7 separate regions of the Homo sapiens genome follow, and all the other regions are linked to region 3. A link is a contact called in ENCODE Hi-C data. All regions are on one chromosome and are shown on one strand. Each heading gives the region's core, a stretch centred on a gene start or an enhancer-like site at or near the end of the contact. The rest is flanking DNA. Distances are from core to core; before and after follow the strand shown.

Region 1 (3,751 bases), core at 1,228-3,727, 7.4 Mb before region 3:
CGTCTCAAAAAAAAAAAAAAAAACAAACCAAAACAAGACAAAACAAACCAAAACAAAAACCTATGATGAAACTGCACCACACAACCAATAAAATAGTTAAAAGACTAACCATACCAAATTACGGAGAGGATATGAAGCAACTGGAACTCTCATACATTGCTGGATGGAGTGTAAACTGGAACAACCACATGAGAGCTTCGTAGTATCTATTAAACATTAGCCTACCCTATGATCTAGCAATGCCACTCCTAAGTATTAACCCGGGAGAAAAGCCTTCATGTGTTCACCAAAAACACAGCAGAGTGTTCACAGCTGCAGCATCATTTGTAACAGCCCCAAATTGGAAGCTACCCAAATATCCATCAACAATGTAATCGACTAATATACTACAATATATCCCCAGTATAGTGAGAGCTAAGTACAATTACACTGAACAACATGAATGAATTTCACAAACATAATATATAACAAAAGAAGCCTGGCATAAAACAGTACATGCTGCATAATTGCATATATACATGAAGTTCAAGAATGTGTAAGACAGCCAGATGCACTGGCTCATGCCTGTAATCCCAGCACTTTGGGAGGCCAAGGTGGGCGGATCACCTGAGGTCAGGACTAGCTTTGCCAACATGGGGAAACCCTGTCTCTACTAAAAATACAAAAATTAGCCGGGTGTGATGGGTGCCTGTAATCCCAGCTACTCAGGAGGCTGAGGCAGGAGAATCGTTTGAACCCAGGAGGCGGAGGTTGCAGTGAGCCAAGATTGCATCACTGCACTCCAGCCTGGGTGACAAGAGCAAGACTCTGTCTCAAAAAAAAAAAAAAAAAAAAAAAAAAGAATGGGTAAAACTAGTTAATGATAGAATTCTGAATAGATTGTGTGGGGGAGAAATTACTGAGAAGTGGTATGAGGGAAGCATCTCAGGTCCTGGCAAAGTTCTTTGTATAGATCTAAGAGTGTTACACAGCTGTACACTTAAGATTTGCACACTTTATATAGGCTCTATGTATCTATTGACAGCCTCCTGCTCTGTTGCCCAGGCTGAAGGGCAGTGGTATGATCATGGCTTCCTGCAGCTGCAAAGCACTGGGCTCAAGCGATCCTCTCATCTCAACCTCCTGAGTAGCTAGGACTTATAGGTGCCAGCCACCATGCCCGGCTAATTTTTTATGTATGTATGTATTTATGGTAGAGTTAGGGTCTCACTATGTTGCCCAGGCTGGTCTCCAGCTCCTGGCCTCAAGTGATCCTCTCACCTTGGCCTGGCAAAGTGCTGGGATTACACGCATGAGCCTCCACACTTGGCCTACAAAAATTTTTTTAACTCTTGGAACTATGCTTTGGTAGGGATATGGAGCAATAAGATATTTCAAACATTGCTGTTCAAGTACAAATTTGTGCAGCCACTCGGGTATATATTTTGACACTGTTTAGTAAAGTGGAAGATATATGAACCGGCAATTCTGCTGGTAAATAAACTCAAGCATGTGTACCCCATGTGAAAGAATGTGGCTGTGTTGTTTATAAAATGAAAAGCTATAAATAACTAATAGGGCATCATTACTAGAAAGGATGAATAATTGTGGTATACTTCAGAAGGGAGAATATAGCAAAGAAATTGAATTAACCGCGATTTTATCTAATAGGGATGATTCACAGAATTGTAAAAATAAACCAAAGACAGTATGACAACATTCATATAAAGTTTTAAAACGGGGAAAAACTGGAGTATAATGCCTAGAGAAGTATACGTAAGTGATAAAACCTCACACTGTGTGACTTACCCTGCCACACAAACCTGATCACACTCCCACCATGGGGACATTCAGCTACAGACAATCCACGCCCAAAGCAACAGGGTCGCACACGCAGGGCCTCTATCGGTCACATAAGCACAAGTGCACGCTTACCGAGGAGGCAGTCACAGTCACAACCACATTGTCACAGTCGGCGCACACCTGTACCGGGTCACAGTCACGATCACACATTAACCACAGCCACACACACAGATAGAAACATGCAGTTACTCGCAGGTATCCCCACCTGAACTCTGCCGCACACAGTCACACAGCATATAGTCGCACACCACTACGGGGACAAACGCAGTAACACTCAACCAGGCACAAGCTCCCCACAGCCGCACACACAATGCCGCACGTGGTCCTGCTCCCTCTCACACACACACCAGCAGCCACAGTCTCCGAGGCCGTGCTGCACACGGTGTGAGCGTTGGAAACACACTCATCACAAGGGCAGCCTGTCACAATCGCGCGATCATTCACCACACACCTCCACACAGACGCAAGCGCACGCTTTCAATCTCACCTCCACCGCCGCACAAAGCCGAGGCTTGGCCCCCGGCCCCGCCCTCTCCCGGGTTTCTCACCTCAGGCCTTACCAGCTTTCGAAGCAGCAGAACCCTCCCCGGCACTGGGGTAGTTGCTGGTAAAGCCCTGAGGGTCCCGCCAGCGCGTGAGTTGGAAGCTGAATTACCGCGAGAAGTACAGTCTTGCCGAGGAGACCTCTGGGAAGCGTAGTCAGAGACGTATCAAGGCCGGACAAGATGGTTCCCGATCGTCAGAATTCCTGTCCGCGCCTTGCGTCAGCCCCGCCGAAAGGATCGCCCCCCCTAGTCAAACCGCTCGCGCCCCAGAGGCCTCATGGAGTCCCGCCTCAGGCTCGGGCCTTGGCCCCCAAAGAAAGCCACTCCGACGTGTTTGAGATGGGCTTAGTTCCCGGACCCGTCCTACTGCCCCCAGGCGCTGGACAGCCTCAGAAAGAGGACAAGTCTGCATGGAAAGATAATCGCACAACTGAGCCTTCTGGGAGATGTAGTTCGGAGCTGGGAAGGCGGTTGGACCCTCCGAAAGTCATCTTAATTGCTCTCACAGATAAGCCGGTGCTGGGCTGCCGGCCTGAGTACTGTGCGCCCAGAGTGCGCAGGCGCAAACATCCTGGGTTGCTGTTTTGGCCTCTTTGTTCGGGCGTGAATTTTGTTTATTGCTCCTTAGTGCAGAGGGGTTATGGGACCAGAGGTTGTGAGACTCAGAAGTGGTTGGGGACGCAGAAGGGGTGTAGACCAGGAACCTGCGACCTGATGGGGGGAGGTCGAAGGGAAAGGAATCGCCAAACGTGGGACAGGTTTGGAGAGGCAGAAAGAGAGGAGTCTGAAATTGCAAAGGGCAGGTGTTATTCTGACTTCTGTGTGCTTTGTGATAAATGAGTGGGGCAGGAAGTAAGAGGAGTTTCACTTTCTCCTTCTGCAATTATTTGTGTACTTGGACTAAGTGTATCTCATGGCCAGTATTTGACTGCTTTTGACCTATAAAGGTATTGTATACACAGTCATGCATAGTTTAATAATAAGGATATATGCTCTCCCCACGGTCTCCCTCTCCCTCTCTTTCCACGGTCTCCCTCTGATGCCGAGCCAAAGCTGGACTGTACTGCTGCCCTCTCGGCTCACTGCAACCTCCCTGCCTGATTCTCCTGCCTCAGCCTGCCGAGTGCCTGCGATTGCAGGCGCGCGCCGCCACGCCTGACTGGTTTTCGTATTTTTTTGGTCTCCACCAAACACAGGGTTTCGCTGTGTTGGCCGGGCTGGTCTCCAGCTCCTAACCGCGAGTGGTCCGCCAGCCTCGGCCTCCCGAGGTGCCGGGATTGCAGACGGAGTCTTGTTCACTCAGTGCTCAATGGTGCCCAGGCTGGAGTGCAGTGGCGTGATCTCGGCTCGCTACAACCTCCTCC
Region 2 (4,036 bases), core at 893-3,392, 7.2 Mb before region 3:
CCAAATTGGCTAGTTAAATAAATGTATGTAGGTGTTATATCACACCCCTGAATAATTCCTCCGAATCGGGGTGGGGGTGTCAGTCATCTGTACTCCACCCAGAAGTCAATGCCACATTCCTGAGTCTACATACCCGTGAAATGATAGGAACCCATGTGCCCATAAGGTCCTGGAGGGGAATGCAAAGTTGGTCAAGACATGGGAGCTAGACAGCAAGGAAAAGGAATTGCAAAGGGAAGTTAGTAGTTAAATAAGTTACCACATATCCATGTAATATAATACTAAGATAGACAAATGCAAAGTTGTAGAAAATAGTTAAGGAATATTTTCAAGATACTGTATCAGAGAAATCACTTTACAAAACAGGTTGAACAATACAATTATATCAATATGGTCATTTAAAAAGTCTAGAAAGTTAAACACCTGTTTCAGTTATTTATTGCTATATAACCACCTCAAAAGTTTATGGCTTAAAACAAAAAACAATTAGCTTATTATTTGGGGGGCTTGGCAATTTGGGCTTGGCTTGCCTGAGTGGTTCTTCTGCTGATCATATTCATGTGACAGCTGTCAGCTGTTGGCCTGGTGGAGGCTGGATGGTTCAAGATGGTCTCCCTGAAATTTCTGGCCGTTGTTGCTCACTGGACCTCTCTCTCCAAGTGATCTTTAATGCGCAAGCAAGTTGCTCTTAGCCTTCAGTCATGGTGGTCTCAGGGCAGGAAAAGGGGAAGAGAAAAAGCTGCAAGACTTCCTGAAGCTTTGTCTCAGAAGTCTCACAATATCACTTCCACCACATTCTATTGGTCAAAGCACCTCACAAGGCCCTGCCTAATAGTAACCTAACCACTGACTAGCATTTCAGGAGGAGAAAAAATACTCCCTTGCTGAAAAACAAAATCAAAGAGAACAAAAATAGAAAATACAACAAAACTTCCTTGACCTTGGTTTTCAGATATGCTCAGCAATGGTTCCCTTTCCTCAGGGCTCTTAGAGAACCTCAAGGCAAGGGAGAAGGGGTAAGGAATCATGAGACATCAGACCTTTCTTGGAACCCAGATTGGCTAAATTGGAAAAAATTATTGCCACCACACGAGCTCTCATCATCTACCATAAACATACTCAGATGGAAGTAAAAGGGAGATGGGAGTACTGCTAACCCTTCTTAGTATTCAAGGGAAAGGCCAGGGTCACTGATATCCAGGACTGGGGACTTTCTCAAAATTCACGTTAAGTCTCCTGCGGAGACAGCTCTGGGAATGATGTGGATCACATGGAACCTGACCTCTGAGAGTTCCCAAGGGAGAGCCTCTGAGGAAGGAATCCTACTCCTAGGTTCTCCCCACGACGTCTTCCCAGAACTCTGCTTAAGGGACACTTACAACTCGAAAAGCCTCGTTCCGAAAACAGGTCTGTCCTTTTTCTGTTTGCAGATTTTATTCCACCACTCGATTATCCCTTCCCTTTTTGATGGCCATTTCACTGCAGCTGGGGTCTATACAGCTATAAAGCGGGAGAAAAAAGGAAGCTGGGAACTCAGAGATGCAGAGCCCAAGAAACAATCGAGTCTAAAACTGCCGCTTAGGTGGGCACTCCGCCAGGATCCCCTGTGTCAAACACCAGGCTGAGAACTGGGGACAGGTGTGCCCTGAGAAGACAACGCGGGCCATGCTTCATTGCAAGATGACTCTGCTTAACATAGGCATGGATCATAGTCCTCACAGGCACATTGGGGAGATCTTCGACAGACCCCTCAGTCCCAACATTAAACACAGCACTGCAGAAATGAAGCTTTACCCGTTACACACACAACACCACAGACCTAAAAGGCTCTTCCATCACACGGCCACAGCAGCACTGTCATGATGGAAGGTCTCAAACCCTACAGTGTCACACACCCGACAGCCGACCACGGCCACCCAAAGGTCCCGCATCCGAGCAGGGACAGGAACACAATCACGCACCTGTCGCAGCCTCCTCGCCGCGCACACCGCCGCCTTGTCCTGGCATCAAACACACACGCACAGGTGCATACACAGGCCCGAGCTACGGCCCTGCACACCCTGTCTGCGTCCCGGGAGCTCGGGGCTTCCTCACCGTGAGCGCCGCCCTCATCCCAGCCACGCACTATGAGAATTTGGAAGGGGAACCAGAGATCAAAGTTCGAAAACCGCCCGGGCGCCTGTGGGAAATGTAGTCCAAGGCCGGAAACGCCCGGATGTGGAGAAGGCGCGCGTAGCCGGTGGACAGCAGGAACGCGCCGCGGAGACACCTGGGAGGCATCGTCCGCGTGGGAGTGCGCATGCGCAGACGCCCGGCCGGCAACCGAAGGTGAGGCTGGTGGGTCCCGCGGGCGCGGAGAAGGCGGGTGACGGTGTGACCCGTAAGGAAGGCTGAGGAGGGAGGCGGGAGCCTGGGCTGGGGAAAGCAAGAAGGGAAGAGGAGCAACCTGGGACGAGGAGTTGGCTGGAGGAAAGTGCGAGTCCGGGCCTCAGAGAAGGCTGGGAGGGAAGCAGGAACCAGAGCGCGGGCCCGGGAGCACCTGAAGAAGGGAACCGGTTGCCCGAGGCGGGGGGTGAGCTCCCCAGTGGCAGGAATTTCGTCTGATTTTCGTCCCCTGGCTCCTGGAGCACGGCCTGGCACACAACAGGCGCTCCGTGTGTGTGTGTGTGGCTTTTCGTACCTGTCCTGTGTGTTGTGGTAGGGGAATGTGTTATTCTGTGTGACGTTGTGGAACCGGTTGTTTATGAAAGTGATAGGGTCCCTGCGTGTCTTAAGTTTTAATTTAAATTAGATGCGAGTCGATTTGTGTTTGAGCCTGTGTCCGACTCTGGAGAGGCGACAGTGAGGGCATTGTGAGTGAAAGGTTGTTACTTTTTGTAGAAGTTCTGTGAAATTGTGCACGACGTGGGGGCCTATGGGATTATGACTATGTAGTGGGTGATACAGCTATGAATATGCCTAATTTTAAAAGTATTTGGTGTACACGACCTATGATGACTGTGAATGTGGCACACTGTGTGACTTAGGTGGAGTGCTTGAGAAACCGAGTGTTGACTAAAGTATGCATTGTTTAGATTGATTTATGAGTATTGGGCATTTTATATATGCCTGTAGAATTTGACTCTGGTAATTAGACAAGTAAAATAAGTAGTGATTTTTTTTTTTTAATGGAGAGGAAGAGGCAAAATAATTTTCAGAGGGTAAGATTGGGCCCATGCGGGCCGGGCGCGGTGGCTCACGCCTGTAATCCCAGCACTTTGGAAGGCTGAGGCGGGCCGATCACGACGTCAGGAGATCGAGAACATCCTGGTTAACATGGTGAAACCCCGTCTCTACTAAAAATACAAAAAATTAACCGGGCGTGGTGGCGGGCGCCTGTAGTCCCAGCTACTTGGGAGGCTGAGTCAGGAGAATGGCGTGAACCCGGGAGGCGGAGCTTGCAGTGAGCCGAGATCGTGCCACTGCAATCCAGCCTGGGTGGCAGAGCAAGACTCCGTCTCAAAAAAAAAAAAAAGATTGGGCCCATGCGCGGTGGCTCACGCCTGCAATCCCAGCACTTTGGGAGGCTGGGGCGGACAGATCACCTGAGGTCAGGAGTTTGACCAGCATGGTGAAACCCCGTCTCTACTAAAAAATATAAAAATTAGCTGGGCATGATGGCGCATGCCTGTAGCCCCAGCTACTCGGGAGCTGAGGCAGGGGAATCGCTTGAACTCGGAGGTGGAAGTTGCAGTGAGCCAAGATCGCGCCACTGCACTCCAGCCTGGGCGACAGAACGAGACTCCGTCCCTTCCCTTCCAAAAAAGATCATTTATTGGGAAACCTGGTATTGACTGATGACTGATATGCTTAAATGAATAGAATACCACTGGGACCACACAGAAAAAAACTTTATCTCATAACTGCCACTCTCAAAATTCCTATTTGAGAGTGTGTGTGTGTGTGTGTGTGTGTGTGTGTGTGTGTGTATTTATTTTTTTTTTTGCTGGATGAATTTCTTCTGCTGGAAGCCTGAAATGTGAAAGGATACATGATT
Region 3 (3,995 bases), core at 208-2,707:
CTGTACAGAGAACGTGCATCTCTATGATCAAAATATGAACTACTAATATTGCTTAAAATTAAATGAGAATTCTTTCAAAATTTTCTAAAGTCTAAACTCAACCTTGCTTTCAAAATCTTCTACAGTAAAATTCCAACCTCCCTCCCCAACTTGATCTCAAATGGCTCCTCTGCAGCCAGTTTCCTATGATTATTTATATGGATCATTTATCTATTTTATTTCCTAATTCTAAATTGGGATTTCAAACTGTGAGACCAAGGGTATTCAGATGTAAGGAACCCAAGTCTAGGACACAAATCCCACTGTTCTTACTAGCACTGTGATATAGGAAAGTAAATTAGGCTCTCTCCATTTCCTCATCTGTATAATTGGTGTAATAACAGTACCCATATCACAATACCCACATCACCTTTGTAAGGTGAACAGAACCCACAACACAAGGCCTTTGTGAAGGTTCAGTGTGTTAGTTTTTATAAAGCCCTCAGAGTGATACTCAGCACCCAATGTTTAACTAGTGTGACTAATATTCATGTCACATTTTCTCCAATTATACAATAACGGAACACTTCTGTAGCAGAAACATTTGCAAGGAATGAAATACCTTCTCGCACTCGGAACAGAAGAGGAAGGTGAATGCTAGGTCCTGTCACAGTGGGGCTCTGCTGCCAGAAGCCAGGATGCTCTCCTTCCTCCTCTCCCGCAGCATTCTTTCAGAAGTCAGGGCAGGGGAAGGAAAGGAGGCTGGGAGATTGCACGATCTTGTCTGAGATCCTGGAAAATCCACAGAGGATAACTCCAGACGCCACCTGTTGAGTGATGCACTCTTTCTTAAAAAACGGGTCAGGCATAGTCCAAGAACAGCCTCCTTTCCTGCAGGAATCAGAAAGAAGAGCCAGGCGCTTGCTGAAAAATGAATATTTTTTATTATGATAGTTTTAATATTAACGGCCGACATGTTGCCACATTCCTGTACTATTCCATACACATTTTACTTGTACTATATTACTAATTGTCAAAACAAATATATAAGGTTAATATTTCCTTTTGCAGAAGAGGAAACTAAGACCAGAAACTAAGCACCGAAAGATTAAGTTCTCACCCAACGTTACACCGCTAGGAAGCTACAGAGCTGTGGGAGGTGGGGGAAGGCGGGTCGGGCCGCTGAGAGCCCAGGAGATCCTCAGACGCCTCCCCATTCAGGTCCACTTCCAACCAGGGGACTCCCGAACCGCCCCGAACGCAGCAGCTCCGGATACAGTAAGGCAATCAGCTGCCCAGCCATTCAACTCCGCCCTCCGCTGCTCGCCGCAGCGTCTTTTCCTGCTGACCGAAGTGCGAGCCCTGCTGATCCTACGACCAAACCATAAAAGTTAAAACAGGTCGCGGGGTCCCAGGACTCACTCACTTCCACGAGAGGAATGAAGGCCGCGCTCTCAACCTCTTGCCGCGGAAGTGCCCGGGAGAGCAGGGAGCTCTGGAACTACATTTCCCAGCATCCCCGGGAGGAACGGAAGCCGCTGCCCCGCCCCCTGGGCGGAAGTGCGGGCTTCGACTCCCACGGCCGAATCTTATTTCTCAGAATCCCCAAGGGGAGCGGGCTTCGTGTTCTCGTCCTCAAATAGTCGAAGTACCACCGAACCCACTGAGCACTGGGGTATAGGTTCCTATTTCCCCAGGGGAGCAAATAACAAAGCCGCGCTTTCCCAGAGCTGAAGTGCCCCCAAAAGTCTGGACCACACGTCCCAGAATCCTCTGTAGGGCTGAGCTTCCCGCCAGCCTGCAATTTTCCTTTTGAATTAGCGGGGGGAGTCTAAGTCATTGCTTGTAGAGCTCAGCCTGCTTTTTCCTTTTGCCATTGTTCCCTTTTATACGTGACAGAAGTTGCGAATATGAAAAAAAAAAAGGAAAATACAAAGGAATGCTATGTGTGAGCTAAAAACAGAGGTAATAAAAGAGGTGGCCAGAGCCGCCCAGAGCAACAAGCCTTTTATAATATGGGTATGGATTCATCTGTGATTAAAAATGCTCAAAAAAGGAGATGCAATCATCCAGCAGGACATGAAACAAAAGCAGCAAAATTCTCCACTTTTCTTGCGCTTAGTTTTCTTTCATTCGCAGGATACTGAAGAAAGTATTATAGTATTGAATAGGCTCTATCCTATATAAAATCTTGAAAACATTCAGTTCAGATTAAGGAATCACATCACTTCTTGCTCTCAGAATCAGGAATCTGTAAAGGTGTCTTATGATTTGCCAAAGTGTCTATGAATATTCAGTAAGGAGAGGGAGGTGAAGTGAGGGATTAAGACATGAAGTGCAAAAAATACAGAAAGCTATACTATTCACTTTTCTCCTAGGTAGAAACTAAATATTTTTCCAAGTTTATTATGAAAGGGTAAAGAAGAAAAAATGGAAGTTGACTACATAGGAGTAGCTGTAAACATCTGAACAATGTTCAATTTAGGCTGAGGCAGGAGACCAGCAGGGCGTGATTCCAAGATCAGATAAGAAACCTGCTGAAACCAGCAAGTGATGGAAAGCAACCTGTAAGTTCCCTTTGCTACCTATCAGTATAAGACACTCCCACCAGCGCCGTGACGGTTTATAAATGCCATGGCAACACCTGGAAGTTACCAACCCCTTTTCTAGAGATTTCCGAGTAACTCACCCCTTAATTTGCATGTAATGAAAAGTTGGTATAAATATACCCAGCCAACAGCCCATATGCTGCTACTCTGGGCACACTGCCTGTGGGCTAGTCTTGGTCTGCAAGGAACAGTCACTGAGCTTTTAACACTGTTGATTCGATAAACCTGCTTTCTTCCGCTGCTGGCTTGCTGTTGAATTCTTTCCTGAGCAAAGCCAAGAAACTGCCCTGCATCAATGCCATTTCAAAATCTGGATAAGTACTCTCTCTACTTTAGTAAGAGGAAGAGAGAAATGTAATCACCCAATGGACTCATCTTGCCCACTGCCCAGAGAGAGCCAATTTATCAAGACAGGAATTGCAATAGAGAAAGAGTTTAATACACGTAGAGCTGGCTAAATGGGAGACCAGGGTGAAGACTGAACTCTGCCGTTTTTTCTTTTCTTACTCAAATTCCTATCTAAGGGTCTGGGGAGTCAAGCCCTCCAAACCATAAAGTCTCATGAGAGGGGTTTTAATTTAACCCTATATAATGTGACTTACTTTCCAACCTGTCATAACACCTCATGACGGATAAGAAAGGAAATCAAAATACTTCAACCCCAAATATGTTTCATTGCCCTATCATGAAATAGCCCTGCAAAGTTGTCCTTTGTGGAGAAAAATCTACATTCTGTAGAGAATCTCCTTTCCTTTTTCCAGGCCATTTTTTCTGATCCAGGAGAGAATCAACTAAGAGTCTGACACTTTTTTTTTTTTTTAAGAGTTTTGCTCTTGTCATCCAGGCTGGAGTGCAATTGTGCAATCTTAGCTCACCACAACCCCCGCGTCCTGGGTTCAAGCGATTCTCCTGCTTCAGCCTCCCAAGTAGCTGGGATTACAGGCATGCACCACAATGCCCGGCTAATTTTGTATTTTTAACAGAGCCAGGGTTTCTCCATGTTGGTCAGGCTGGTCTCGAACTCCCAACCTCAGGTGACCTGCCTGCCTCGGCCTCCCAAAATACTGGGATTACAGCCGTGAGCCACCGTGCCTGGGCTACCTTTTTAAGTCTGATGAGAAAAATCTACGATCTCTTATTTCTGAAGACTGATACCTGGAAGCTTCATCTGCGTAATAAGAACCTTGGTCTCCACAATCTCTTATCCTAACCCAGACATTTCCTTTCTATTGATTCCAGGACTTTAGATAAACTCTTTCAACCAATTGCCAATCAGAAAATCTTTGAATCTGCCTATAACCTGGAAGCCCCACACACTTCACATACCCCTACCCCCCACCCTGCCCTCCACTCCCAACCCCCTCTGCTTCCAGTTGTCACACCTTTCTGGACTAAACCAACGTATGT
Region 4 (3,798 bases), core at 577-3,076, 7.7 Mb before region 3:
GGGTGGTTCTGAAGTTTCAGAAGAAGGAAAGAAAAGCATGTCCTGAAAAACAAGAAGGATTTCAGAGAAATAAGAATAAAACCTGATGTACTTGAACTTGGCACCTTTCTTGGAGAAGGGTTAAGAGCAAGGAATCATGAACAACCAGGTCATTTTTGAACCACCATCCTCCTTACCTACCATATAGGGAAGTGTGGTCACAGAACACCAGGCATCTGCCTAAATCCAGTGTCACTCAGAAGGCTGAGGTCACTCCTGTCCAGGGCCAGAATCTGTCCTAACTTCAAAGGTTCTGCATGGGTCAAGCACTAGAGTCACTGGCACACTTGGTGCTGCACATACAGTCAGTGTCACACAAACATAACCACACATCCACTCTTTTATTTTTTTGAGACAGGGTCTCGCTCTGTCACCTAGACTGGAATGCAGTGGTTCAAACACGGCTCACTGCAGCCTTGACCTCTCAAGCTCGAGATCCTCCCACCTCAGCTTCCCGGGTAGCTGGGACCACAGGTGTGGGCCACCACACTCAGATAATTTTTAATTTTTTGTTTGTTTGTTTTTGAGACGAAGTCTCGCTCTTGTCCCCCAGGCTGGAGTGCGATGGCGCGATCTCGGCTCACTGCAACCTCTGCCTCCTGGGTTCAAGCGATTCTCCTGCCTCAGCCCCCTGAGCAGCTGGGATTACAGGCACCTGCCACCACGCCCAGCTAATTTTTGTATTTTTAGTAGAGACAGGGTTTTATCGTGTTGGCCAGGCTGGTCTAGAACTCCTGACCTCAGGTGATCCACCCGCCTCGGCCTCCCAAAGTGCTGGGATTACAGGTGTGAGCCACCGTGCCAGCCATTAATTTTTTTTTTTTTTTTTTGTACAGGCCAGGCTGGTCTCGAACTCCTGGGCTCAAGTGATCCTCCCACCTCGGCCTCCCAAAGGGCTGATGTGAGCCACCACACCCGGCCCTACATCCACTCCTGAGACACAGGACACAATCACAGACACCTCTATACCTTTCCAGTCACAATATCTTTCCAGTCACAATCACACACCCGCTAAGACACACCCAGTCACACAATCTACTCTCCACTGTGATACAGTTACTCCCGTATAGTCACAAGCCCCACACACCAACACCCACAAATGCCTCATATAGTCACAGTCACACACCCACTCAGGGGACACACGCCATCACTGGTACTTTACGGCACCCAGTCACAACTGAACTTTCACTGTGGACATACACACAGTCACACTCACACAAGCAACCCACACAAGCAGTGGCACCCCACTCCCGCATACACAGCACCACACACATACACACAAACACACACACCAAGGGATACAGGAATACACAAGCGGCGTCACCACACAGTCACAGGCACAGGCAATTGCACACGGCCACAGTGTCACACAACCAAAACCACGCACACACCTTGGAGACATGAATCACAACCGCACACCCGCAGTGGTCACACAGTCACAACTGTACTCACACCCCAGGAACAGGGCGAACAGGCCACATATACAACGGGGACACACGCAGTATCACCCCCGGTCACAAGGACCCTGCACCCCGATACTCTCTATCACACATGGTTACACAAAAACCACCAGACACCCTGGAGACAGGCGGTTACACGTGCACAGTTGCAGACACCCACACCCAGCCACACAGCCACAAAGACACATTCAGAACGGCGCATCCGCAGCCAGCTCCCGCCTGCGCGCACAGATTCGAGGCTCCGGACACGCCCCGGCCCCGCCCAGGACTCCCAGACCCCTCACCTTCTGCCTCCCCTGGTCGCGTCCGGGTCCTTGCGGAGCTAACTAGCTCGCCACGACGTCAAGAACGACGTAACGTCAGGCCGCTGTGGGCTCTGGGAATTGTAGTCCAGAGCTAGATCGGCCACGGACAGAATGGCGTTCTCTTATCTCTGAGTCGGGGCCTGGCTCGTTTTGACATTTTTGCGCCCACGAGTCTTCGGAGAGGGCGTCGCCACTCCAGACCTTCCAGCAAGCTTGAAGTCATCTGACGCTAAAGGACTACTTACCTCAAGAGCTCCATCGTCACAGAAGGAGGCGGCCAAGTTCGCGGGGGGAGGGGAGGAGACAGAGAGTCGACCAGTAAAGCCTCAAGGGAAATGTAGTCCAAGGCCTGAGAAGCGACGTTGCTGGTAATAGAAGGTAATTCAGTACCAGCCTGGGCCTGGCCGCGGTGACCGAGGCGGGCCGCGTCGCGGAGACTTCTGGGAGTGCTTCCTCGCTCTCCGAGTGCGCAAGCGCAGCGCACCGAGTGGACATTTTGGTCTTTGTCCGCGGGTCAGTACGGCCCCTGGGTCCACGTGGCGCGAAAGTAGGAGGTGGGATCTGGGCGTCTCGGGTCGGTCGGACCGGGGAGGTTAAAGGGGAGGATTCCTGATCTTTAGGGGCGCGGCGCGAGGGCAGGGAGTGGGTGTAAGAGCTTCTGGCCTACGTGCGGGGCGGAGATGGGGGCCTCTGAGGCGGGTTTGAGCGAGTGTGACCGAGTTTGTCCTCAAAGTTTGACCTGATGTTTGGGATTGTTGAGTGAATGTGAAACTGGGTGCGGGATTGTGTGTGATTGTGCCTAAGAGGGAGATGTAGGAGACCAGCATTGAGGTATAACGTTTGAGCTGCACTTCCCTTGTCGAAAGTGCTGATAATTATAACGGTGCCATCTTCCTGGAGCGTCTTTTTTACTTGAAAATTGAAGGGGTGGAAAAGCTAAGTGGTGAATAATTTTAAAACGAGTTTTTATATAAAAGCATTTCTTTTTAATTGGAGTGGCATGCAAATCACCGTGACTTTTTTTTTTAATTAAACGAGAGTGTTTCGAAGGAACTTTAGTTTCGGGGTGCCTACTTCAGACTATTCAAATCCCCATCTTTGGGGTACTTAAATAGGGCTGTTAAGCAAAGCCCTAGACTAAACAGCATTGTACGCTTTGAGAAGCAATCCCATATAACGGCGCCCAGGATGAGGGAGTCAACGGTTTTAGGTTAGGCACAGTTATCCTCATTTTTTGAAGAAAGCTTAATTGTTGCAGTGTTTATCTATGAGTCTGGACTAAATCCTAGGTGTCTTAATTCCTTAATGAGTCGAGGCGTTCTCAGGTTGTATGGATTTTGTGAAGTAATGGAGAATGCTACTGACGTCTCCAAAGATGCGTTTTCTAAGGAAATCACCCCGCCCCCGCTGTCGTCATTGACATAGTTTTAAATTACAAAAAGTTAAATAAAGTAATTGGGTACCAAGTTAATATCTATAAATAAATAGCCTTCTAATTTACAAATATCAGTTAGAATACATAGTTGAAGAAAACTAATATTTACAATAGCAGTAAAAAGATAAAGTATTGTGGAAGAAACTTAAAGGTTCAGAACTATTAGGAAAGAACTTTAAAATACTACTAAGGGGCATAACAAATGTGAACAAATAAATATACCATGTGACATTAAGAAGTGTGCGCAAACTTAAGTGAATGTATTAATTTACTGTGATCTTGGTCGGGTGCGGTGGCTCATGCCTGTAATCCTAGCACTTTGGGAGGCCGAGATGGGTGGATTACCTGAGATCAGGAGTTCGAGAGGAGCCTGGCCAACATGGTGAAACCCTGTCTCTACTAAAAAAAAATAAAATAAAAAAATACAAAAATTAGCCGGGCGTGGTGGCGGGCGCCTGTAATCTGAGCTACCGCGGAGGCTGAGGCAGGAAAATCGCTTGAACCTGGGAGGCGGAGGTTGCAGTGAGCCCAGATCTCGCCACTGCACTCCAGCCTGGAC
Region 5 (3,879 bases), core at 1,097-3,596, 7.3 Mb before region 3:
AGTGGGAGAATCGCCTGAACCTGGGAGGTGGAGGCTGCAGTGAGCCAAGTTCGCACCACTGCACTCTAACCTTCCCACCTGGGAGACAGCGAGGCTATGTCTCAAAAAAAAAAAAAGCAAATAGTCACATGCCCTATACAAAAAAAACAAAAACAAACAAACAAAAAATCAAGTATTGTAATTAGGAGCAAGAAAAAACCAACTTACATGGGCCATGTCTTATTTTAGAATTGAATGTATTATTTAATCCTCTTCTTCGTTCCCTCTGGAAGAAACTCAATCCAAAGAAGGTGTTGCTGGGAGAGAGGGGAGTTAAAAAAAAGACAGGAGATTATTGCCTCTAAGCTCCCAAAATGTTAATTCAGAATGACATTTTTCTTCCCCCTTCATATCTCCTATTCCCAGACCTGATACATACATACATAAATTATTAGTGGGAATTTGGACAAATCCTAGCTTTACTCAAAACCATGAGGAAACTCAGCTACAGCAGGATAGACTCAAGAAAAGCAAGGATCATGCCCTTCAGCAGAAGGGATAGTTAGGCCAGCCCATTGTCCCAATACTATGATGAAATCGAAGCCAGGATCAGGGTGCTGAGAACTGCACTGGGTAGATTTTCACTGAATTAAGAGGAAAAAGAAAAGGTAATGAACATTATGAGAAAAGATTAGGGAAACAGAAAACAGACCCAAAAGACCCAGTGTATGTGTAACAGAAATTTCAAAAATAGAGGCTGAAACAACACAGATGGAAGAGAAAAAATAAATAGAACAAAAATTTGCAGACCAAAATAAATTCTTGAGTCTTTAGTTTGAAGTACAGTGCTGTAAGAATTAAAGAAGAATCATACCTGGAAACATCCTGAAAAATATTCTTAAGTTTGTCTTTGAATACAGACAAAAGGACATAAATATCTTTTAGTAAGAAGTTGCAGAGGCCGGGCGCGGTGGCTCACGCCTGTAATCCCAACACTTTGGGAGGCAGATGCGGGCGGATCACGAGGTCAGGGGCTCAAGACCAGCCTGGCCAACATGGTGAAATCCCGTCTCTACTAAAAATACAAAAATTAGCTGGGTGTGGTGGCGGATGCCTGTAATCCCAGCTACTCGTGAGGCTGAGGCAGGAGAACTGCTTAAAACCCGAAGGCGGAGGTTGCAGTGAGCCGAGATCGCGCCACCGCACTCCAGCCACGGTGAAAGAGAGAAACTTCGTCTCAAAAAAAAAAAAAAAAAAAGGAAGTTGCAGAACAATGTGTATTGTGGCCAAATCTCAGAAAAAAAAAATCAAACACATAGGTACATAAGCATACTACATATGTGGTGTTTTTCTGAGGCTGTAATGATAAATGCGGGGTAGCAATGTGATTTTCGCTTGTGTTGTGTGTGTAAATCTACAGCTAACTCCTCAAGTAGTCAGGAAAGGATGAGAGATGGATGAATGACAGATCTCTGGAGTGGGGCGTCCTGAGCCTTAGATGTGTGCACAGGAGCGGGGTGAGGTGAATGTGCGTGTGTCTGTGTGTGAGAGACCAGAGTTGACTGAGAGGAGTGGAAGCTCTCTGCCTGATCGTGTGAGCCTGAGGATAACGTGAATGTTTTTTTGTTTTTTTTTTTTTGAGACAGTTTCGTTTCACTCTTGTTGCCCAGGTTGGAGTGCAATGGCGCGATCTCGGCTCACAGCAACCTCCGCCTCCCGGGTTCAAGCGATTCTCCTGCCTCAGCCTCCCAAGGAGCTGGAATTACAGACATGCACCACCATACCCGGCTAATTTTGTATTTTTAGTAGAGGTGGGGTTTCTCCACGTTGGCCAGGCTGGTATCGAACTCCCGACATCAGGGCATCCACCCGCTTCGGGCTCCCAAAATGCTGGGATTACAGGGGTGAGCCACCGCTCCCGGCCTGTAAATGTGCTTTTTCTTTCACGTAAATAAATGAGATTTACACAAATAGCCATTCACAATCATGGTCACAGTCACCTACAAACCCCATTTACACAAATGATCAGGCACACAATCACACTGTCACTAAAGCACACCCACGCACCAGGTCGCTGTCCCAACAGTAACACACAGCCCAAAGAGAAACCCTACTTCCTCACGCATTCAAAACACACCCACCTAAGGGCTGATCCCGCACTCAGAGGCCTAAAACTATAGACATTCCCTTCCGCGGCACTGGTGAGCCAGGATTTCTTACCTTCAGCATTCTCAGGGAAGGCTCTGGTCCAAGCTCTGATTCGGATTCCAAGCGAAGCCACACGCCCAGCTCTTCCTTCTCCACCGGCCCGGGACATCCTTACCTGCCTCTACCCGGAGACCATTCCTGCGAGGCTCCTACCGGAAGTAGCTGTGGACAGCAGTGTCCTCTGGGAAATGCAGTCCGAGGGGAGAGCGCCTGGGGTGGAGCGGGTGTGTTCCGCCGGGCTCCGGGATGCACTTGCGCAGTTTCACCCGAGGCTGGAGTGACGCCAACCTGTTAATGTTCGTTTTCGGATTCTGGACTTCGGGTTCCGCTGAGGACGGATTTCGGAATAGGCACAGTGGCTGCCCCGAACCCCTCAAGGCGGCCTCCGCGGGCTGTGGCTGAAGATAATTTTCGGCGGGCGCGGACTAACCCGGCTTCCCTTTGTGGAGTTGTGGTGAGAAAGGTGTTTTGTTGTGCGCGTGTCCGAAGGTGACTCCGGAGGAGAAGGTGGATATGAACTGACGGTGAGGGTGTAGCGCGTGAGATTTGTATGTGAAACGATTTAAAAAAAAATTTTTTTTTTGGCCGGGCGCGGTGGCTCACGCCAAGGCGGGCGGATCACCGAGACCAGCCTGACCAACATGGAGAAACCCCGTCTCTACTAAAAATACAAAATTAGCCGGGCGTGATGGCGCATGCCTGTAATCCCAGCTACTCGGGAGGCTGAGGCAGGAGAATCGCTTGAACCCGGGAGGCAGAGGTTGCGGTGAGCCGAGGTCGCGCCATTGCACTCCAGCCTGGGCGACAGAGCAACTCCTTCTCAAACAAACAAACAAAACTGTATGTCATATATTTGACTCCATTTATTTATTTATTTAGAGACAGAGTCTTCTTGCCCTGTTGCCCGGGCAAGAAAAAACAAACAACAACAACAACAAAAAACTGTACGTCATATATTTCACTCAACTTTTTTTTTTTCTTTTTTTTTTTTTGAGACGGAGTCTCGCTGTCGCCCAGGCTGGAGTGCAGTGGCGCAATCTCGGCTCACTGCAAGCTCCGCCTCCCGGGTTCACGCCATTCTCCTGCCTCAGCCTCCCGAGTAGCTGGGACTACAGGCGCCCGCCACCTCGCCCGGCTAATTTTTTGTATTTTTAGTAGAGACGGGGTTTCATCGTGTTAGCCAGGATGGTCTCGATCTCCTGACCTCGTGATTCGCCCGCCTCGGCCTCCCAAAGTGCTGGATTACAGGCGTGAGCCACCGCGCCCGGCCTCTTTTTGAGACAGGGTCTTCATGCCCTGTTGCCCAGGCTGACTGCGGTGGCGCGATCCTAGCTCACTGCAGTCTCCACCTCCTCAGCTCCTCCCGCATCCACCTCCCAAAGTGCTGGGATAGCAGGCGTGAGCCACCGGGTCAGGCCAAAACGATTTATTTTATTTTTATTTTTTTGGTAAAGACAGGGTCTCGCTATGTTGCCCAGGCTGGTGGTCTCGAACTCCTGGGCTCAAGCGATCCTCCCGTCTCAGTGGCCAAAGTATTGGATGACAGGTGTGAGCCACCGCGCTGGGTGGTGAAACGGTTTTGAGGCTTTTTGAGAATGGCTGTTCTATATGCCCGCGTGGGGCTCATGCGGCGAGCGCCGCCACTCCCGCAGTGGCCCCTGTGGGGGTGATACGTGATGTGGCTTAAATGTG
Region 6 (3,797 bases), core at 748-3,247, 7.4 Mb before region 3:
TTAACTTCAGCTGTTTCTTTTTCTTTTTAAAATGTGTTTAAAGCCGGGCGCAGTGGCTCACGCCTGTAATCCCAGCACTTTGGGAGGATGAGGTGGGTGGATCACCTGAGGTCAGGAGTTCGATACCAGCCCAGCCAACATGATGAAACCCCTTCTCTACTAAAAATTCAAAAATTAGCCGGGCATGGTGGCGGGCGCCTGTAATCCCAGCTACTTGGGAGGCTGAGGCAGGAGACTCACTTGAACCTGGGAGGCAGAGGTTGCAGTGAACTGAGATCGCACCATTGCGCTCCAGCCTGGGCAATAACAGTGAAACTCTGTCTCAAAAAAAAAAAAAAAAGTGTCTAATGGAAATTTTTAAATTACCTAAGTGGCTTTATATTATATTTGCATTAGACTGTGCTGCTTTAGACTCAGACACCACTGTATCAGGCTGCCTCTCACAATCTACACCAATGTCACACTGCCAAATCTCAAAGAAGATTTGGTTGTCACCACTTAAATCCCCTCATGAATGTTCTGGAAAAACTCCCTGCCCTTGTTGACATAGCCTCTCTGCATAAAACTCCTATCATATTCCCACTCCTAAATGTCTCCAAAGCCAACTTTGTCACTTACTGATTAATACCTACCATCTCCTATCTTGCTTTGTTTGCAAATCAAGTCTGTAAATAAGATCAAAGGTATCTAGTGTGCCATTCTACTTAATCACTCGTCTCCTCCTTAACAAATTACATTCTAAAAAAAAGTTTTAACTTCTCCTCCAGGAGTTGTATTTCTATACCATAAAAATCCTTTGGAAAAAAAGAAGCACATGGGAGAATTGAATGATTTACCTAATGCATATGTGAATATTCAATGAAAGGGAAATGGGCATTTGGAAAGGCAATGGAGGACAAGGGGACCCATCTCTACGGTCCTGTTGTTAATTGGGAAGAGAAAACCAAGGGACCAGGTAAATGAACAAAAAAAAAAACTAACCTTGAGTTGGCCATTAGTACCAATGCTGTCTTCCACTTCAGGGGGCCTTCACTTGCAGAACTACATAACCAAGAGGGAGAAAGGACTCATGACATCCTGGACTGGTTAAATAAGAACACAGTGTTCACCACCAGAAAAGCCCATCACACACAACAAACACACCCAGATCGAAGAGGGAAACTAGAATACTGTCGACTCCTCCCCACATCCGAGAAAAAGGTACGACCAATGCCTAGCAGTTTCTAGGGAACACAGCTCAGGAAATACTGTAGTTCTTTAATGTATAAATGGCCTCCAAACTCATGCAAGGGGAGTTATCCCAGGAATGAATACTACACCTATGCCCTCCCCTTCACGTCTTCCCAGGAAACTTCATTTATCTATCTTATCTATCTATCTATCTATCTATCTATTATCTATCATTTATCTATCTTCTATATATCATCTATGTAATCTATCTATATGCGTGTGTGTGTGTGTATAAGACCTCACGAAGAGATTCCATCACAGACATCACAGAGTCGGAAAAATGACGCTTTACCCAAAACAAACTCCTACAGGCTCACGGAAAAAAACGAACAAACAAACAAACAAAAAAAAACAAAAAAACACTTCTACCCCGTTCACACTTATAGTTGGTCACAACAGTGCTGTCACACGATCACGTCACCGTAGACCAGGGTCACACGATAGACCCCGCCCCTACTCACCGTCCTGAGTCCGATCAAACAGCACCCACGGCACACACTAGGGTCTCCGTCTCTCACACACACACACCACAATGACGTCGTAAACAATAGCACTAACCACCATCGTCCGCAGCTCCCGCGTACAGAGGCCTCAGGCTCCCGGCTCCACGTGGACCGACCTCGCCCGGCAGCGCGGGGCCACCTCACCGCGAGCTCCTCCCGCAGCCCGGCCCGGGTCACCTCGACTCGCCAGGCTTAACTCAATAACCACAACACCGGAAAAGGAAGCAAAGGTCGAAGTTCATCCGCGGCCCTGAGGCCTGTGGGAAACGTAGTCCAACAACGAAAGAGCCCTGAAGCTCAAGCGGAGCCCGCTGGCCGCAGGGGCCGCACCACGCCCCAGACCCTGGAGTTTCCGGGTGCGCAGACCCTTGCCATCAGCAGAGGCTGCCGCTGCGCGTCCCCTAGGCGCGGAAGAGGCGGCTGGTGGTCCCTGACGGCAAGGTGAAGTCGAGGCAGTAATCGGGAACCCAGGTTGGGAGGACAGAATGGGGAACAGGAAGCTGGGGCGAGGGTGGTCTTGGGGGAGGTGGGGGGCCGCGGAATTCTAGGTGGCCCCTGCCTCACCTCTGGAAAGAACCGGAAGCCCGGGCCGGGGAGGGTGAAGGGAGTCGCGGACCCGGCTGCTCAGCCGAGGAGGAAACCCGGACCCCAGGCTGAGGGAGGCCGAAGAAGGAACTGGAGGGCCGGGCTGGGAAGGCCTGAAGCGGGTACAGCCTTTAGGCTGGGGAGGGTCGAGGGGAGAACTCGGAGCCTGAGTCGGGCGAGGTTTTGCTCCACTCTGGCTTCTAAGTGTGGGGGCCTCAGGATGTGACCCGTGGTCGTAAACCTGAGGGTGACTTGGAGTTTTTGTCCGTTTTGCACCATGAGAAAGGCCCCAGATGGAATCTGGCAGGTAGCGGCGGTTCAGTGTGTGTGTGTCTGCCTTAGGGCGTGTTTTACACTGTTGACGAAAAGACTCAGACTCTAAAGTATTTGAAGAGACTTATTCTGAGCTAAATATGAGTGACCAATGGCCGGTGGCCCAGCCCTCAGGAGATCTTGAGAACCTGTGCCCAGGGTGGACGGGATATATGTGGTTTTATACCTTTTAGGGAAACATGAGACACCAATCAAATACATGTAAAATGTACATTGATTCCCTCCGGAAAGGCGGGACAGCTGGAAGGTGGCTGGCCTTCCAGGTCATAGGTAGATTCAAAGATTATTTGATTGGCAATGGGTTGAAAGAGTTATTGACGTAAGACTTAGGAATGTCTCCAGGTAGCACGCTTCACAGAGAATAGATTGTAAATGTTTCTTTTCAGACTTGGGGTCTTTTCTATCAGTAATTCCAAAATGGAGGAGGGTATAATGAAGCATGTCCGACCCGCCCACCCCCGCCTTTCCATCATGGCTTTACTAGTTTTTCAGGTTAGGAATGCCCTGGCCAAGAGGAGGGGTCCATTCAAGATGGTCTGGGTGTGCTTAGGATTTTATTTTTGGTTTACAACACCAGCACCACCGGAGTTTGCTGGTGTCCTTTCCAGTCAGTTTCAAAGCAGAGACAGCCATAGTTCTGATTTGTGTCACTGTAACTGTCAGTTCCGGAATTCCATATTTCTCCTTTAGTTTACCCTAATGTGTGTGAGATTTCATGTGTAGTTCATTTTTCTTTTTCTGAACAGCACTCCATTGTGCAAATATACCACAATTTGTGTAGTCATTTTTCTGTTGTTGAACATTTGGCATATTTACAGGTTTTATACATTACGAATAAAGCTGGCACGTTTCCATTTCTCCTGGGCAAATATTTAGAAGAAAAGTTGCTGGGTAATTGGTAAGTTTACATTTAACTTTCCAAGAAGCTGATAAGCCTTTTAGAATGATTAGTTGTGATTTGTGTGTGTGAGATTGTGTAACTGGAGTAAGTAGTTTCTGAGTTTGCTTTGCTATGTTTGTATGGAATTATAAGATGGGCTCAACAGGGTTGTGAATGTCATGTAGGATCCATAGGATTGTGGCTTTGTGGAGTAGGTAAGATCACAGGAAACTGAATGTGTCTGTGCTAATTGTTATTTATCATGG
Region 7 (3,929 bases), core at 137-2,636, 7.4 Mb before region 3:
TGGGATATAACAAATCAAAGGATCAAACTTACTTAGAAGCCTTCTCTAAGATGTAAGTGCCTTAGAACCTGGCTAGACAGTGCTATAAATTGCTGAAACAGGTACAGAGGGGAAATAGATGGAGGCAGACTGCAGGAAGAAGGAGCCCTTTAGACATAAAGAGCTTGAAGTTCCCTGTAACTTCCAGGTGGACTGCACATTGGGCAATTAGATAATATGGATTAGGAGCTCAGGACAAGCCTCCAGCAGAAACAGACATTTATTAGTCATCTGTATTAGATGAAGCCATGGATGGCAGTGTAATGTTGTTGCTGATAGGAGTACTTAGATGATCAAGGCCAGAAACTTAGAAACACCAATAGTTAGGGGAAAAGCAGAAACTAAGTCCTGTCTTCTTTGTATCTTTTACTTTTTCTGTATATTTCAAAACTATTAACCCTGTTACTTTTTTATTTTATTGAAAAATATGTTAAGAATAAGTGTGACAAGATACTTGAATATGTTGATATGTTAAGAATAAGTGTGACAAGATACTTGAAGATAGGATACTTCTATCTTTGTATACACAAGAAAAGAATTTCCCCTATATTTACAAAAGGCTGGGGAAACCCTGATTAAATTAGGAGTGAGATTGCTGCCCTCACTGACGAACTAGGGAGTTTCTTGACCTCTGCGCTAAAGGCAGGACAAGTAGCTTCCAAATTCTGTGCCGTCTGCGCTATTGGAAACTACCTCTTAAAGATATTCCTTAGTTCAGGGTTTCTCCAAGCAACTGCACCAAAGTTTCTCCAAAGTATTAAGAAAAGTCAATGCCTACTGGGTGTACAGGCACCCAGTAACAAGTTTTTCCGAAATCTTGCCTCTTTAAAAAAATAATGGAAAGGTAATGCTGATTTTGTTTTCTACTCCACAATAGGTCTGCTTTTATATAAAAAATCACCTTTAAAATTACTTATCCGCTCAATTCCTTAGCCTTTTCCGTTTCCTATTTTCCAGAAAACGCATCTTTATTATTTTAGAAATGAGAAAAGTGAGGCTTAGAGGTTACTACCTCACAAAGCCATCCGTCCATCCTCACAAACTTGGAACCAGTTTCTCACTAACTCTGCACCCTCAACACCCCCTCACACTCTCGGTCACCCACCCGCGAACCCACCCGAACTGTACCCCTGCCCCCAGCCACACAAGCTCGGATCACCGCACATCATAGAAGGCGATTCCTCCCCTCCATACTCCCAGCCCCGTCGCAGGCACTGCAAATCCTCCCCTCCAGCGTCCCTGGCCCGTTTCAGTGTCCAGAAACCCAAGTCCCACAGGGCCGAAACCCAACTCACCGGCAGACAAAGACGACCATGGCAAGTCGGAGATTCCGCGCCTGCGCACTCCTTCCGCGGGCAGCGCTCCCAGAGGTCTCCTGGGCTGGGCCAGGCCCCGACTCAGAACCGGACGGAATCGAGAGATCTTGGCCCGTCCTCCGTGCCACTCTTTTGAGGGTAGACTACATTTCCCAGAAGGTTCAGCGGTTTGAGTCAGCTTTTCGCGCGAACTTTTCCTCCGCCAGAGCTTGTGGGACTGTCTCCCTGGCCGGGGCAGGGGTGTAAGGCCTTAGTCTTAGTTTACTCTATCCCTGGGATTGGGTAGTGGTGTAACATCAGCTTAAACACGCTGTGCTGACTTTATGTAACAGCCACGGTGCGATACTAAGCCAGGAACCCCAGGAGACTCTCAGACACGGTTCGGGAATGAGGGTAATCCCTTTGGCTGGGCTCAAGCCGGGCGCCATCTTGCTCATCGCGGGCGTGGCGCTGAACTACATTTCCCAGAAGGCGCCGCGCCCTCGGCCCCTCCCCTCGCGACTCCCGCGGCTCGGGGGAGAGCTGCACGCGACCCAGGTGCTGGCCTCTGAGCGGGTCGGCTCGGAGACTACAGGATCAGGAGGAGGTTGGAGGTGAAGCGTCTGGAATCCGGTGCGGAGGTTGAGACTGAGTATTAAGTCTGTTCAGGCGGAACGCGCCGAGAAGGGCGGTTGTGAAATTGTGTTTTTGTGAATGTATGTCCTAGCACAGTGTGTGTGTGATTGTGATTGTGTGTGACACCTTGTGTACGGATGTGGGGAGGACTCTGCGGGTGTCCCGTGAGTCCCTGTGTTAGGACTGTTATTGTGTGACTGTGTAACGCTGTGTGAGGGTGTGGGTTAGCTGTGACTGTGTGCCCGCGGTGGGTGTGTGATTGTAACTCTGTGACCATATGTTCGTTTGTGTGCAGATATAGGGAGCTTTGTACTTATGTAGTTGTGACTCTGTGTCCTTGTGTGGGAGTATGGAGGGTGGGTGCTTGTGACTTTGTGTACAGTGGTGGGTGTGTGACTGTGAAGCATTGGGTGTGCGTGGAGTTGAGACTGTGTTTGTGTGTCTTTGACCAAATGTCACACATAGTCATATGTGAGAGCAGAAGACAGCTCGGCCCCGTGATAGTAAAGGGGATTTTTCTATGACACTGAGTTTTGAGTTGGAAGCCCCAGTTTCCTCTGATAGCCCTCCCATGGCGGGGGAGGGGAACGCAGAGTAAGCTCTGGCCTTGTCATTTGGGCCCTAGGGGAGGTGTATTGTCTCCCTTCTCATTTCTGTCCTCCAAGAGAGGTTCCCCAGAGGAGAGGAAATAACGGTTGTGATATCTAAAAGCCATGTTTAAGGTGCCTTGAAGTTTTCTCTTTGTTCCTGAAATGCTTTATTTTTCCAGGACCTGATTTTTTTTTTTTTTGAGATGGAGTCTCGCACTGTCGCCCGGGCTGGTGTGCAGTGGCGCGATCTCGGCTCACTGCAACCTCCGCCTCCCAGGTTCAAGCGATTCTCCTTCCTCAGCCTACCGAGTAGCTAGGATTACAGGTGCCGGCCACCACGCCCGGGTAATTTTTTTGTTGTTGTATTTTTAGTAGAGACGGGGCTTCACTATGTTGGCCTGGCTTGTCTTGAACTCCTAACCTTGTGAACCGTCCACCTCGGCCTCCCAAAGTGCTGGGATTACAGGCATGAGCCACTGCGCCCGGCTGATTTTTTTTTTCTTAGCAAATGCCTAAAAGGACTTATCAAGTAACCTGGAATCTTCTGTTACTCTTTGGAAAAATCTTCCTAATTTTGTCTTATTAATATAGCAAATGGTTCAGTTTATCATGTATGCTTAGTTTGGTTTTACCTATATACATATGTAGATATATATGCATATACATAAATATACATACACATATTTGTATATGCACATATTGAAATGTATCTCATGTTTTAAGTGATATTTTAACTTCCTACATAATTGAAAGCTATTTGAGAATATATTAAATTGTAGATACTGTTAATTGTTTTGCCACATATGTGGCTAACCCAATATCCATTCCCTTCTTTATTGCTATAAAAGTCCTGATCTTGTTTGCTCTGCTTAAAGAAAAACAAACAGAAAACAAACAAAAAACCCAAACTCTACGTGTTCTAGCTTCTCCTGTTGATGTAAGTTAAAGTTCTTAGATTGGGCTTCTCAGACAGTTTTTTTTTTTTTGAAATGGAGTCTTCACTCAGTCACCCAAGTTGGAGTGCAGTAGCGTGATCTCAGCTCACTGCAACCTTCACCTCCCGGGTTCAAGCGGTTCTCCTGCCTCAGGCTCCTGAGTAGCTGGGATTACAGGCGACTGCCACCATGCCCGGCTAATTTTTGTGTTTTTAGTAGAGATGAGGTTTCCACCATGTTGGCCAGGCTGGTCTCGAACTCCTGACCTCAGGTGATCTGCCTGCCTAGGCCTCCCAAAGTGCTGGGATTACAGGCATGAGCTACTGCACCTGGCCACTCAGGCAGTTCTTTAAAGGTATGGGGATGGGGTGGGGCAGGCTCAGTGTGCATACATTCTTTTTCCCCTTTCTGTCTGGAATGTGGATATTGTGCTA

Evidence for each region. A loop is a pair of places that touch in the nucleus more often than their neighbours do. Pooled maps may share reads with other maps.
Region 1: a loop to region 3 is called in a pooled map, with 10 times the contacts of the local background. The contact joins the promoter of ZNF566 here to the promoter of ZNF45 in region 3. A Hi-C loop is called at or near these places in 5 of 50 pooled maps.
Region 2: a pooled map shows a loop between it and region 3 (17-fold over the local background). The contact joins the promoter of ZNF567-DT here to the promoter of ZNF45 in region 3. A Hi-C loop is called at or near these places in 7 of 50 pooled maps.
Region 4: a loop to region 3 is called in a pooled map, with 8 times the contacts of the local background. The contact joins the promoter of ZNF565 here to the promoter of ZNF45 in region 3. A Hi-C loop is called at or near these places in 4 of 50 pooled maps.
Region 5: a loop to region 3 is called in a pooled map, with 17 times the contacts of the local background. The contact joins the promoter of ZNF461 here to the promoter of ZNF45 in region 3. A Hi-C loop is called at or near these places in 6 of 50 pooled maps.
Region 6: a loop to region 3 is called in a pooled map, with 8 times the contacts of the local background. The contact joins the promoter of ZNF529-AS1 here to the promoter of ZNF45 in region 3. A Hi-C loop is called at or near these places in 3 of 50 pooled maps.
Region 7: a loop to region 3 is called in a pooled map, with 14 times the contacts of the local background. The contact joins the promoter of ZNF260 here to the promoter of ZNF45 in region 3. A Hi-C loop is called at or near these places in 5 of 50 pooled maps.

Annotation. Positions count from the first base shown.
Region 1 is chr19:36,487,084-36,490,834 of GRCh38, forward strand. It overlaps ZNF566 (zinc finger protein 566), which reads right to left and starts at 2,478. Exons shown (of 5, transcript NM_001145344.1): 1 at 2,403-2,478. ZNF566-AS1 (ZNF566 antisense RNA 1) reads left to right here and starts at 2,544. Exons shown (of 1, transcript NR_036504.1): 1 at 2,544-3,751. RefSeq lists enhancers at 1,574-2,461, 1,768-1,847, 2,408-2,967, 2,462-3,347.
Region 2 is chr19:36,685,307-36,689,342 of GRCh38, forward strand. It overlaps ZNF567-DT (ZNF567 divergent transcript), which reads right to left and starts at 2,143. Exons shown (of 4, transcript NR_110708.1): 1 at 1,962-2,143; 2 at 1,380-1,500; 3 at 531-709; 4 at 133-205. ZNF567 (zinc finger protein 567) reads left to right here and starts at 2,306. Exons shown (of 6, transcript NM_001322917.1): 1 at 2,306-2,328. RefSeq lists enhancers at 2,113-2,162, 2,723-3,362 and a silencer at 2,363-2,422.
Region 3 is chr19:43,933,825-43,937,819 of GRCh38, forward strand. It overlaps ZNF45 (zinc finger protein 45), which reads right to left and starts at 1,458. Exons shown (of 10, transcript NM_003425.4): 1 at 1,100-1,458; 2 at 602-870. It overlaps ZNF45-AS1 (ZNF45 antisense RNA 1), which reads left to right. Exons shown (of 3, transcript NR_184050.1): 3 at 1-1,990.
Region 4 is chr19:36,212,839-36,216,636 of GRCh38, forward strand. ZNF565 (zinc finger protein 565) reads right to left here and starts at 1,827. Exons shown (of 5, transcript NM_152477.5): 1 at 1,784-1,827. It overlaps ZNF146 (zinc finger protein 146), which reads left to right and starts at 2,268. Exons shown (of 4, transcript NM_007145.3): 1 at 2,268-2,358. RefSeq lists enhancers at 1,782-2,211, 2,322-2,511.
Region 5 is chr19:36,664,491-36,668,369 of GRCh38, forward strand. ZNF461 (zinc finger protein 461) reads right to left here and starts at 2,347. Exons shown (of 6, transcript NM_153257.5): 1 at 2,200-2,347; 2 at 208-296. The coding sequence starts at 216. It also overlaps a transcript of ZNF567 not described here. RefSeq lists an enhancer at 2,524-2,653.
Region 6 is chr19:36,571,352-36,575,148 of GRCh38, forward strand. It overlaps ZNF529-AS1 (ZNF529 antisense RNA 1), which reads left to right and starts at 1,998. Exons shown (of 5, transcript NR_173348.1): 1 at 1,998-2,204; 2 at 3,470-3,549. It overlaps ZNF529 (zinc finger protein 529), which reads right to left and starts at 1,941. Exons shown (of 5, transcript NM_020951.5): 1 at 1,789-1,941; 2 at 982-1,041. The coding sequence starts at 995. RefSeq lists an enhancer at 1,998-2,087.
Region 7 is chr19:36,526,885-36,530,813 of GRCh38, forward strand. It overlaps ZNF260 (zinc finger protein 260), which reads right to left and starts at 1,387. Exons shown (of 3, transcript NM_001166037.2): 1 at 1,335-1,387. RefSeq lists enhancers at 684-1,394, 1,135-1,764, 1,395-2,103, 1,915-2,114.